Linked DNA regions of Mus musculus: region 1 is linked to region 2. The links are chromatin loops, found by intact Hi-C in ENCODE. Cell type or tissue: heart. All regions are shown on one strand.

Region 1 (5,000 bases), 110 kb before region 2:
ACTTCCAGGCTGTTACAAAACTGTGCTCATCCCTCTTCTCAAGTCAAACGGACATGGCTGGGAGGTCTCTGGGATGAACATCTGAGATGTGAGCAGGGACTCCTTCCGAGGACCCTGTGAACTTGAAAGTCACCACCCTCTTGCCCTTGGAGGATACAAATGAGAAGACCCTTGTCACAAGCATGCATCATCTCTGTCTCTACAGTGCCTGTGCTCTCCACAGACAGTATCTTTTAGGAACTGAAGGCCCTGATGGGTAAGGGCATAGCCCCTGCTACTAGCTGAAGAGGCTCTGTTGTTTCCGTTTGTTGTCTGTCTTGCTAGATGTTAAAGTCCCACATCCCCAAATACAAACCACGGATATTGGAACAGGGAAAGAGAAGCGGGCACAGAGATCTGATGGACAGCAAGCTCTGCAGACATGCACAGCCTCTGACCTAGAAACTCTACTCGTGAAAATGGGGGTTATGACAAGAGCCAGTGTACAATTCAGTGAAACTTCACAATGTAGTAACTTATTGGAGAGGAAAATTGTCCTCAAGCACCCAACACAACTAAAGATGAGCAAATATTGTAATATATAAGATGGACCGATTTACTGTGCCACCAAAAGCAGTATGGCAGATATATTGTTTACCTTGAAAATGTTCATCTCACATTGATAGGTGTGGTGTCTGAAACTGGCCCTTGGGAGGCTGAGGCAGGAGGAATTATATGAGTTTGAGGATGGTTTAAGCTACACAGTGAGTTTCAGACCAGCTTGAGAGGCAGAACAAGACCCTGTCCTAAATAAGAGCAGCAACAATAGAAGGGGGGATAAGACAGGAGGAGGAGGAAGAAGGGAGAGAGGGAGCAAGCGTGCGAGAGGGAGGGCAGACATGTAAATCTACATGTATATGAAAATATAGCGGTTTCCTGTGATTCTGCAGGCCTGAAGATCCCTGAGCACTGACTGCTCTTACTGAGGACCTGGGTTCATTTGCTAGAACCCTCAGATGTACACATGGTGAACACACAGACATGGAAGTAAAAAATCATACACACAAAAGTTTTATGTGTGATCCAGCATGCAGTTACAAACATATATACATAAAAGTATATACTGATTCCCTCTAACAAGTCAGACTGTAAAATTGCTTTCTTATGCAATTAGCCTCATCTTACTTACATCATTAAACTCTTTCTTTTATTTATTTATTTATTTATTATATATCTAAGCACAATGTAGCTGTCTTCAAACACACCAGAAGAGGGTGTCAGATCTTGTTACAGATGGTTGTGAGCCACCATGTGGTGCTGGGAATTGAATTCAGGACCTTGGAAGAGGAGTCGGTGCCCTTAATCGCTGAGCCATCTCTCCAGCCCCCATTAAACTCTTTCAAATTTTAAATTTTGAGCTAATAAAAGACAAAGTGGAAGGAGTTTTCTTCTTGTTCTTTCTACTGTAGTTTAAAACACAGAGAATTAAAACAGTTGCTATTCAAATCAAAGCAGTAAGTAACAACACTGAATCCACGTAAACGAAGCTGCGTCTGATGTACCGGAAGTAGAGAACATGTACCACGCCACAGAGAGCATCACAGGGCCCCCGAGAATTAGAATCACATATCTGACTTTCTGGCCACACTCCTGGGAGATCTTGTGCAATCACAGCAATCGTTCCCATATCCATCAGTTCAGGTCAGAAGAGAAACTGGGTTCACTTTCAACTCTAATGTCCTATCAGCACATTCTTACTGTGGGGTTCACCTTCGACACCCTCAACCACAGAAGAGCCCACACCAGGATGTCTGCTGCTCTTCCTCCAAGGGCCCAGTCTGCACAGACTATTGGAGGGGCCTCTGTGCCTCCTCCTGCCGCCTTGAGAGCGTGTTTACACACTGATCGTCAACAGACACAGTGTCTCCAAAACAAGAAGGACAATGACACAGGCGTCACTTGTCTCTGTATATTCACATAAATAACCAGTGTGTGTCTGACAAGAAGAAAACATGAAGCTGATTCCACTGGCATGCAGAGCTGTTCCTGAAGACCAGCCCCCTTGTCTCCCACAACAGCCACTGATGATCTAATTATGTCTTCCCCTGTGTGTTGGGATGTCTTTAAAGTACTTCCCGACAAGTAAGCAACTAACAAGAAAGCCATGTTCCTTCCCATTTAGGTCAGATTTCCCAGTCTCACCAATGGCCCCTGTAGCCAGGGAGAGGGCTTTTCTCACATATGTTCCATGCTGCCTGTTTTCCTGCCCTAGACAGGCAGATGGAGCAAGGCACGACAGTCCCTTATGGGGCTGACAGATGGGCAGAGAGGGTCGCTCCACTCATGTGTTCTCACACACTGTGGACATCCTGTTTATCTGGCTAGCCTGCTCAGGACTGGCCTTGGTATATCAGCACATTACTGACAGCTGGGAAGATCTCCAGAGGAGCATGCCTTTCCTGTGACAAGCATCCCAAACAGCAACAGGAGCATGTGTCTCTCCACCACGGCCACAGAAAGTAGAGCACACTGGATTTGTGGGCTCTGAGGACAATCACCCACAGGTCCTGCCACACTCTGGGCTGTGCCATCCAGCACACTCTTGCACCTGTATGTCTGGGCACTTTGGGAAGGTCAGGGTGGCAGGCTCCCACCTCCACAGCCTCAGAGGTTACAGCCCTTCCTTCTAGGCCCTGTGTCAGAGCAAAGGAATGTCTCTCAGCCTGATCGAGGCCCTGTGGGATCTGTTGAAAATGCAGGACAGCTGTGGGCCTTGGCGAGGCCGTCTGTGAATGTATGAGACTTGGACACAATTCAAAGCCAGAAATAACTGCAGGACTCAAGCCTGACTCTTGTTTCTCTCTCTCTCTCTCTCTTTCTCTCTCTCTCCCTCTCTCTCTCTCTCTCTCTCTCTCTCTCTCTCTCTCTCTCTTCCTCCTTCCCTCCTTTACTCCCTCTTTCTCTCCCCACCCTCATCAGTGTGTGTGTGTGTGTGTGTGTGTGTGTGCGTGCATGCGTGCGCATGTGTGAATATAAGAGAGAGAGAGAGATCACTCATTCCTTACACTCTGGAGCTGGATCGCAGTCTCATCTCCAACGGTTTCCTGTGCTCTTCATGGCAAAGAATTGTGGGTAACACATTCTCCTTCCATGTGAAAAGCAGCAGCAGGGTTGGGGTGAGCAATAAACCACTTTCCATGATGCTGAAGAACAGGAAATTGAGGAAGAGCCTTTTCCAGGATCCAGCTGGAAGCTGGGAAGCCGCCTAAGGCACACTCTTGTTTGGAAGTCCTCTTCAGGAGCATAGCCAGGTGCTCAGAGGGCTTGGGGAAGCTCTTGTCTTCTCCAGTCAGCTTCCTGTTAAACGGTCCAACTATGACTCTAAGGGTTTGAGCCCTCGACTCTGAGGTCCTTCACCATTTACCTTACAGCAAGAATAATCAGGGAAGGAGCCGACAGTTGGGACATCACTCCAAGACTGCTCCTACAAAGCCAGGTGACTGACACACTACAGAGCTGACTCCAGCCTCAGAAACTGGACTCTAGACATTTTGGCTTCAATAGTACCTGGAGATTCAAATATGCCGTGACAAGACTTGTAAGTGAGGAAATAGCATAGGACACTTGTCACTGTTGCCTGTGTTGAAATTGCTGCCTTTGGGCACAATCAAGTTTTGCTAGCTAACCCCAAGTACAGAGTTGGCTTTGTGTCAGTGTTGACAAGATACTGTGTGTATGAGTGTGTGTGTGTGTGTGTGTGTGTGTGTGTGTGTGTGTGTGTGTAAGAGAGAGAGAGAGAGAGAGAGAGAGAGAGAACCAGGCCCTCATACATCTTAGACAAATTCTCTACCACCCACCTACACACTTGCCCCAATATACTGGCTAAATATTCTGTACTTTAGCCATGATAACTTTCCTAGATGGGGCCTTAAAACTAAAGAATTGTTGGTGCAATTAATATCGTGTTGCTGATATATTAAAATGAATTAAACACACACACACACATATATGACAGGAGAAACCATTCGAAAGGAGAAAGAATTTCCTACAGAGAATTGTACAGATGACATGGGGCCCCTCATGAGCTAAAGGAGATGCCTGGGAGTATAGAAGCACAGAAAGAATTGCTGTGTCTCCACAACCCACAGAACTGGAAGCAGCGTCCCTGACGAGGCTCTCTGGGAGGCCACAGGTGCTCTGCTCATGAGCATTTCCCTCACATGATGACCAGTATTATACTGTGATCCTAGAGGAACATGAGTGGGAGAACGCATTAACTCACTGCATCCCACCAAGTCAAACATGCTTGACAGCGGACTTCTGTCCCACTGTGGGATATTAGGCATCCACCCACAGACATCAGTAGGGACAAAGTGGTTCTCATCCAATACAAATCCTTCTCCCCTTCCCCAGCACCACAGACAGCAGACACTTGCTTTCCTACCTCTTTGCAGCTCAAGTGACCTGCCTTCCTGTGATTCAGGGAGGTCACAGATGCAAAGGAAGAAATGCAACCTGCTTACTGTCATCCTAAGAAGCGGACCTCATCCTCTCAATGACCTTGACTGCCATCTCTAGCCCAGATTCTGTGCTTTAGATCATTTTTCTTAAAGTGCATTCCAAAACTGTATCAGATTTGGGATCCATAAACCTATAACATTATTGGCCTCCAGGTAAGAGAATTCTTCACACAAAATTCACACAAACAGAAATCCTCCTTGACTCTCCTCTCCTCGGCCACCACTCTGTCGTGGGATTGCTCAAGGAATCCTAGATAATTTTCCCCTTGGCATCATTTAGCAATGAGTCAACCTTGGGACCACCTTTTCCCAGACTCATTGCTTCATAAGAAAAGGTCACAGTACAGACTCCCTTTTCTCTGTCACCCGGCAAAGTTTGCCTGCAAAATACTGCGCCTTAAAAGCTTTAAGCAGGATGTAAAAGGTAGAGATGAACCCATGAATGATTGGCACTGAGAAAAAGCCAAAAGTGGCAGGAGGAATTACTAAGACTAATGACAG
Region 2 (5,000 bases):
AAATTCAAGCTTTAAAATAGTATGACAATCAAAGCTGACATGATAACACTATAAATTTATTCCAAAGGCGAAATACAGTATTGCTTCCAGAAGTCAACGCTGAGAGAAACAATTAGCTGGGAAACTAGGCTAATCTACACTCAGGAAAAAGAAGATCCTCAATTGCTGCGGTAGGTGGAGATGAGAGAGAAGGCTGGATTACAGCAGGTAGTGAGAAAAAGGTTGGTGAGACAGTAATGTAGCAGGACCCCAGACTTTAACATACCTGACTCCATGACGGAAGCGCCATGCAGGCTGTAACTCTCAGCAATAAACAGCACCACTGGCTGAAATGAGAAATACCTAATCCATTAAAGTCCACAGTCCTGGGAAAGTCTCTAAATGTATTAACCTTGCCTTTCGGTTTCTGTGCATCATTTCTGGCTAGCTGTTCTTGTTAACTGAAGTATGCTAACCCGGGATATGGGGTTTTTGTGTTTAAAAGCCCACCCTGAAAAAGGCTTGTGTAGTTGCTAGCTTGCTAATAAAGACTTTCTATTGGCTTAAACCCAAGTCCAAGCAGACTTCTCTAGTAGATACTTGTGGTTTGAATATCCTTGGCCCAGAGAGTGGCACTATTAGGAGGTGTGGCCTTGTTAGAATAGGTGTGGCCTTGTTAGAATGGGTGTGGCCTTGTTGAAGGAAGTGTGTCACTGTGGGGGTGGGATTTGAGAGAGCTTCCTTCTAACTGCCTGGAGGCCAATCTTCTTGTTTGCCTTTGGAACATGATGTAGAACTCTCAGCTCCTCCAGCACCATGCCTGCCTCAGTTCCCAAGCTATAAGTTCCTCCCAGCAAGCTCCTTTTAACCACAGAAAGCCTGCTTAGAGAATGGGAAACATCAGGCTTACCCGGGGCTCCTTAGAGGGGCAGCTGATGTCAAGGTTGACCTGATGACCAACTCCAGTGATTAAATCGTGTGTACATGAACAATACCACTTCACAGGAAGGGCTTCACAGGGCTTCGAGTTTAATGAACACTTTGTGCTTCAGTCATCAACTGCTGCAAGAACAGAAGCCACTGGCCCTGGGATGCTCTGGACTTCCATGTACCTCTTTACCTAGCTGCTCATATACCATCATAAGAAGCCCCGTGCAGCTCCACCTAAGTTTACCTGAATGAGGTAAGTTTTAGAAATGGATAGTGCTTGAGATAGATGCCCATTCTGGTAAGTATTTGCTTGAGATAGAAACCCCTCCTGGAAAGATTTTAGCATTCTTCCAGCCATCCTGAGCTTGGAAACCTGATCTGTAGCAAGATTAGACAGAAGCTGTGGCTAAACCAGGACATATCACTTAGAACCGGACCTTAGCATGGGAGATTGAGACCTTCACCAAAGGTACCCTCCATCTCCTAATGTCAGACCCAGTCTATACTATAAGATACCTGTCACCCACCTGTCTGCTGAGAAATGGTTGATATGAAAAAAAAAAAAAAAAACCTTCAAAACTTCGGTGTGAACACTGTTGAGGAAGAACACAAGAAAAAGGAGTTTTGTAGTCTGTTGAGAGGCAGAGTCATTCATAGACAAAGGACCTCTACCAAGCAGCAGAGCACAGAAAAGTCCTGGCAGCCCCAGTGCATGCTGGGAGGGCCCAAGATGACAGAGGTTATGGAAATGAGAGTGTTCCAGACCCTTGTAGACTTATGTCTCCCTGTGGACAGAGGCTTGTGTCTATGTTGGGACAGAACTTCTGATCTGCCGTACATATATGTACCCTCATTATTTCAACTTGGTAACCAACTATAGGCAGTCCAATGGGGAGAAACAAGCTAAGAGCTTGTTATTTCCTATTGAATCAAACCTTAGATATTGTGACAAAGACCTGTGAGTCTGCTAGAGGTTACTTATTTCATCTGTCCCCCTCATAAGTCCTACCTCCCCAGGACCACTTCAGAGCTGCCCAGAGGCAAACCTAGCCACCAGACCATATACCTCAGCAGCAGTCAGGGAGGCAGCCTAGCCCTGTCTTTGAACTTTTCCGTTTGCCAGCAACCACCCAGTCTCAGAAAAGTGTATGAGCTGCATCTTTAAAAACGTCCCTCTGCCTCAGCTGGGAAGAGAGCCTGCCTGTCTGTGGCTACACTATCACAGAGAGAGCCTGCTTCCTCTGGTGGGATCGTTGCCAAGGGCTCGATTGAATGTCAGTTCTCCTAGAACTGCTTATGGGAACATTGTTGCTATATGGCCTAAGCCAAACAATCCCAGAGTCACCTGACATCCTCCATCCAACATTTAGGCGTCATCAAACTTAATTTCCCCTTTGTGCAATAAAACACCAAGAGGAAGCTCTAATAGACTGTATTATGTAACAGTTCTATAAAAATAGCAGGCCAGCGCTGGAGCACTTCCTTCCTGGGGCCCAGTAACCTATGCTGAAAGGATACACACTGGTTACCCAGGCAACCATGAGAGATGACACTAGGGAGGAAAGGAAAGAAAGGAAAAAAAAATCACCAACAAAAGGACCCTTTTTTGGCTCAGTAAAATGAAGCCTGGTGTCAAGCTTGTGGCGCAGAGAGGAGCCCTTAGCCATTCCGCTCAGGCTGCAGGAGCCCGGAAAGCCCTCGCTAGCCTCCCTTTTTTTAAAGAGAAGGAAAGGGACCTTCCTGGGGAAATCCTCATCTCAATTTACAACGCAGCATCTTTCGCAGCAGCCAGTAATCGCTATTTACCATCTTCTTTCTTGTCCACCGAGCTCAAGAAAATAATAATTTCAGTGTCGCGCACTTGTCCTTGTTCGTTTTTCTCCTAGTTTTGTTTGGGGTTTTGTTATGCAGGCAGTAAGTACTTTAAAGGCAATAACCTAATAAACAACCTCTAACTTAAGAAAGGAAAGCAGGGACACACAAACTGTATCGTGCTTTAAAAGTGGATGATACCTATCTCTGGAAAACGGACTTCATTTCCTTCAGCACGGAATTCAACCCCTCAGAGTTACTGGCGATACTCCTATATTCATCGCCTTGTAAAATGGACTACTATTTTAATTTCTGAAGTTTGTTTTTTCCCTCTAGACAGGGCATAGAGGCAGAAGGTACCTATGTATTCTTTCTCTCCTGAGGAAGAAATCCACCCTATGGAACTTACACATACAAGTTGGAGCCTCTGGAAAAGACAACCCAGGAAGAGTCTAAAGAAATTAAATTTGGATCACTAATATAAAGCAAGAACAATCGCTCTTTCAACAGGATCCCTCCGATCCAGGCTCATAAACAGGCAATGTACTTTCATCCACAGATCTGTCTCCATCCTCATGTAATAATGAGTTACTGTAAGATGAGGCGCTTGGCACAAAGCACACCCCCCTTGTCAAGTAGGAATGAGGTCTGTGGAAGCGAGGGATGGAGCTATGTGCAAACCCAAATCAACAGAAGTATGTCTAGCCTATGAGCTGACGTGTGTAAAGGAAGACATGATAGATAATGAACTCTGATCTACAGGAGAGGTACCCCGCCTATCCTGGCCTCTCTCACCCTTCCCCATAACATCTGACCCTCACTTATGGACAGCAGCTGCTAGAAGGCAGTTAGCCAATAGCAAGCTCATCTCCCCCGACTCTGGGCAAGTGGTGGTGTGGGAAATCATTCCTCTGATTTTATTAATCTGTGTTCTGAGCTAGAGATTCCAGCCTCCAAAGGGAACCACTTAAAGCCGGATTCCAGCCTTTCCCTAGACAGTTGGTCTGACCATCTGTATACCCCATACCTGGGCTCTCCTCAAGACAGACCTAGAGAGATTAATACTTAAGCAGCAGATGCTGTATGAAACACACATGTTCAGTTGCAAACCAGGGCTGATGCCGCTGTGCTGTAGAAGAGAGTGTGCTCAGGGAAGGCAGGTTCTCAAAGCTACCAGCATTTAGTTTCCTTTTTGCTAAGGGTTTGATCAACACGATTAAGATGTAGACAGCCTGATTTTATCCACATCTTAATTTTCACTCTGGAAAGTACTGAAGGGGTTAGGGGTGGGGGGAGGAAAGCTTGATGAAATGAATACACAACATTTGCTAGAAGCTCTTTACCCTAGCCCTTGCCGTCCACAGGTAGCCCAAAGCAGATGGAAAGTCCCAGGAGGTGGCTGGTTGGTACCTCATCTGCCCACAGCTGGCTCGTTCCACACTGGGGTATGATGTAGCTCCCTGGTGTAGTACTTGCCAAGCATCTGTGAGGCTCTAGGGTCAGAGCTTAGCATTGCAAGAATCAAACAAACCAAAACACAAGATGCAGAAAGGTGATGGTGTGGCTCCCTGGACCGTGGGATGCTTGAGCAGCAGCAGAACTGGCACCCGTCAGGATCCCCTCAGCCCAGTTTTCTCTCGGCTTTCAGGAACGTCTCTTTCCCTTCCTGCCTCAAGGGAAGGCTTCACTTGTGGCCCACTTCATGGTGTTTACTTAAAGATTTGTTTTCCTGATGCTTAAAAAGCCGGGCGTGCATCTGGGGTTTGTAATTCTAAGTCAGAGAAAGACAGTTGTTATGTATTGTTTAAAATTTGTTTAATAGGGAGGAATTTCTTTGAAAACATCAGGCCAAGCTTATGATGTAAATTTACTATCTGTAAATTTACAAAGTAGCGACAGAAAGTATAACATAGTGTGCTAATTGATCTATGCTCCAAGGGACATCCGCTCAGCCCTGAAAGAGTGTCTGGCAGTCTTAAAAGCTGTTAACCCGAGTGGGGAACACGATGCTTTCTCCTGGGTAATTTTCCTTTTATGGTGCTTTTCTTTTTCCTTTCTGTCCACCTATGTTTGCTAATTTCACTATCAAAACCATGTAAGGATCTAACATAAAAAGAAAAAGCAGGTAAGAAGCTGGAATCAGGACTAACACTCTGTGATTCTCGGCTGAAAACCAGTCCATAGCAAAAGCCCCCTCCAGCACTCGCTGACAAGCCAGAGAGGCATAGTCCAGGCCCATTTCTCAGGCTGGGCAGGGCTGAGCTCCCAAGTGTTCCACT

What was found. Hi-C counts contacts between places; a loop is a spot of excess contacts. Peaks named below come from ENCODE experiments on the same cell type or tissue, not always from the same donor. Only the 100,000 strongest peaks of a DNase experiment are listed, where the experiment ranks them.
Region 1: a loop joins it to region 2, with 2.2 times the contacts of the local background. A loop is called at or near these places in 1 of 42 quality-filtered maps.

Annotation. Positions count from the first base shown.
Region 1 is chr3:37,873,191-37,878,190 of GRCm38, reverse strand. No RefSeq gene overlaps it. Among named protein-coding and RNA genes, the nearest start is that of Gm20755, 23 kb to the left of the region's middle. In heart, a CTCF peak has its summit at 2,274; DNase peaks (open chromatin) are centred at 1,630, 2,380, 2,710 and 3,180; H3K27ac peaks cover 2,288 bases.
Region 2 is chr3:37,766,817-37,771,816 of GRCm38, reverse strand. Gm42210 (a long non-coding RNA gene) reads right to left here. Exons shown (of 4, transcript XR_880782.2): 2 at 266-326. Among named protein-coding and RNA genes, the nearest start is that of Gm42210, 16 kb to the right of the region's middle. In heart, no CTCF peak of the experiment used is centred here; a DNase peak (open chromatin) is centred at 2,276; H3K27ac peaks cover 365 bases.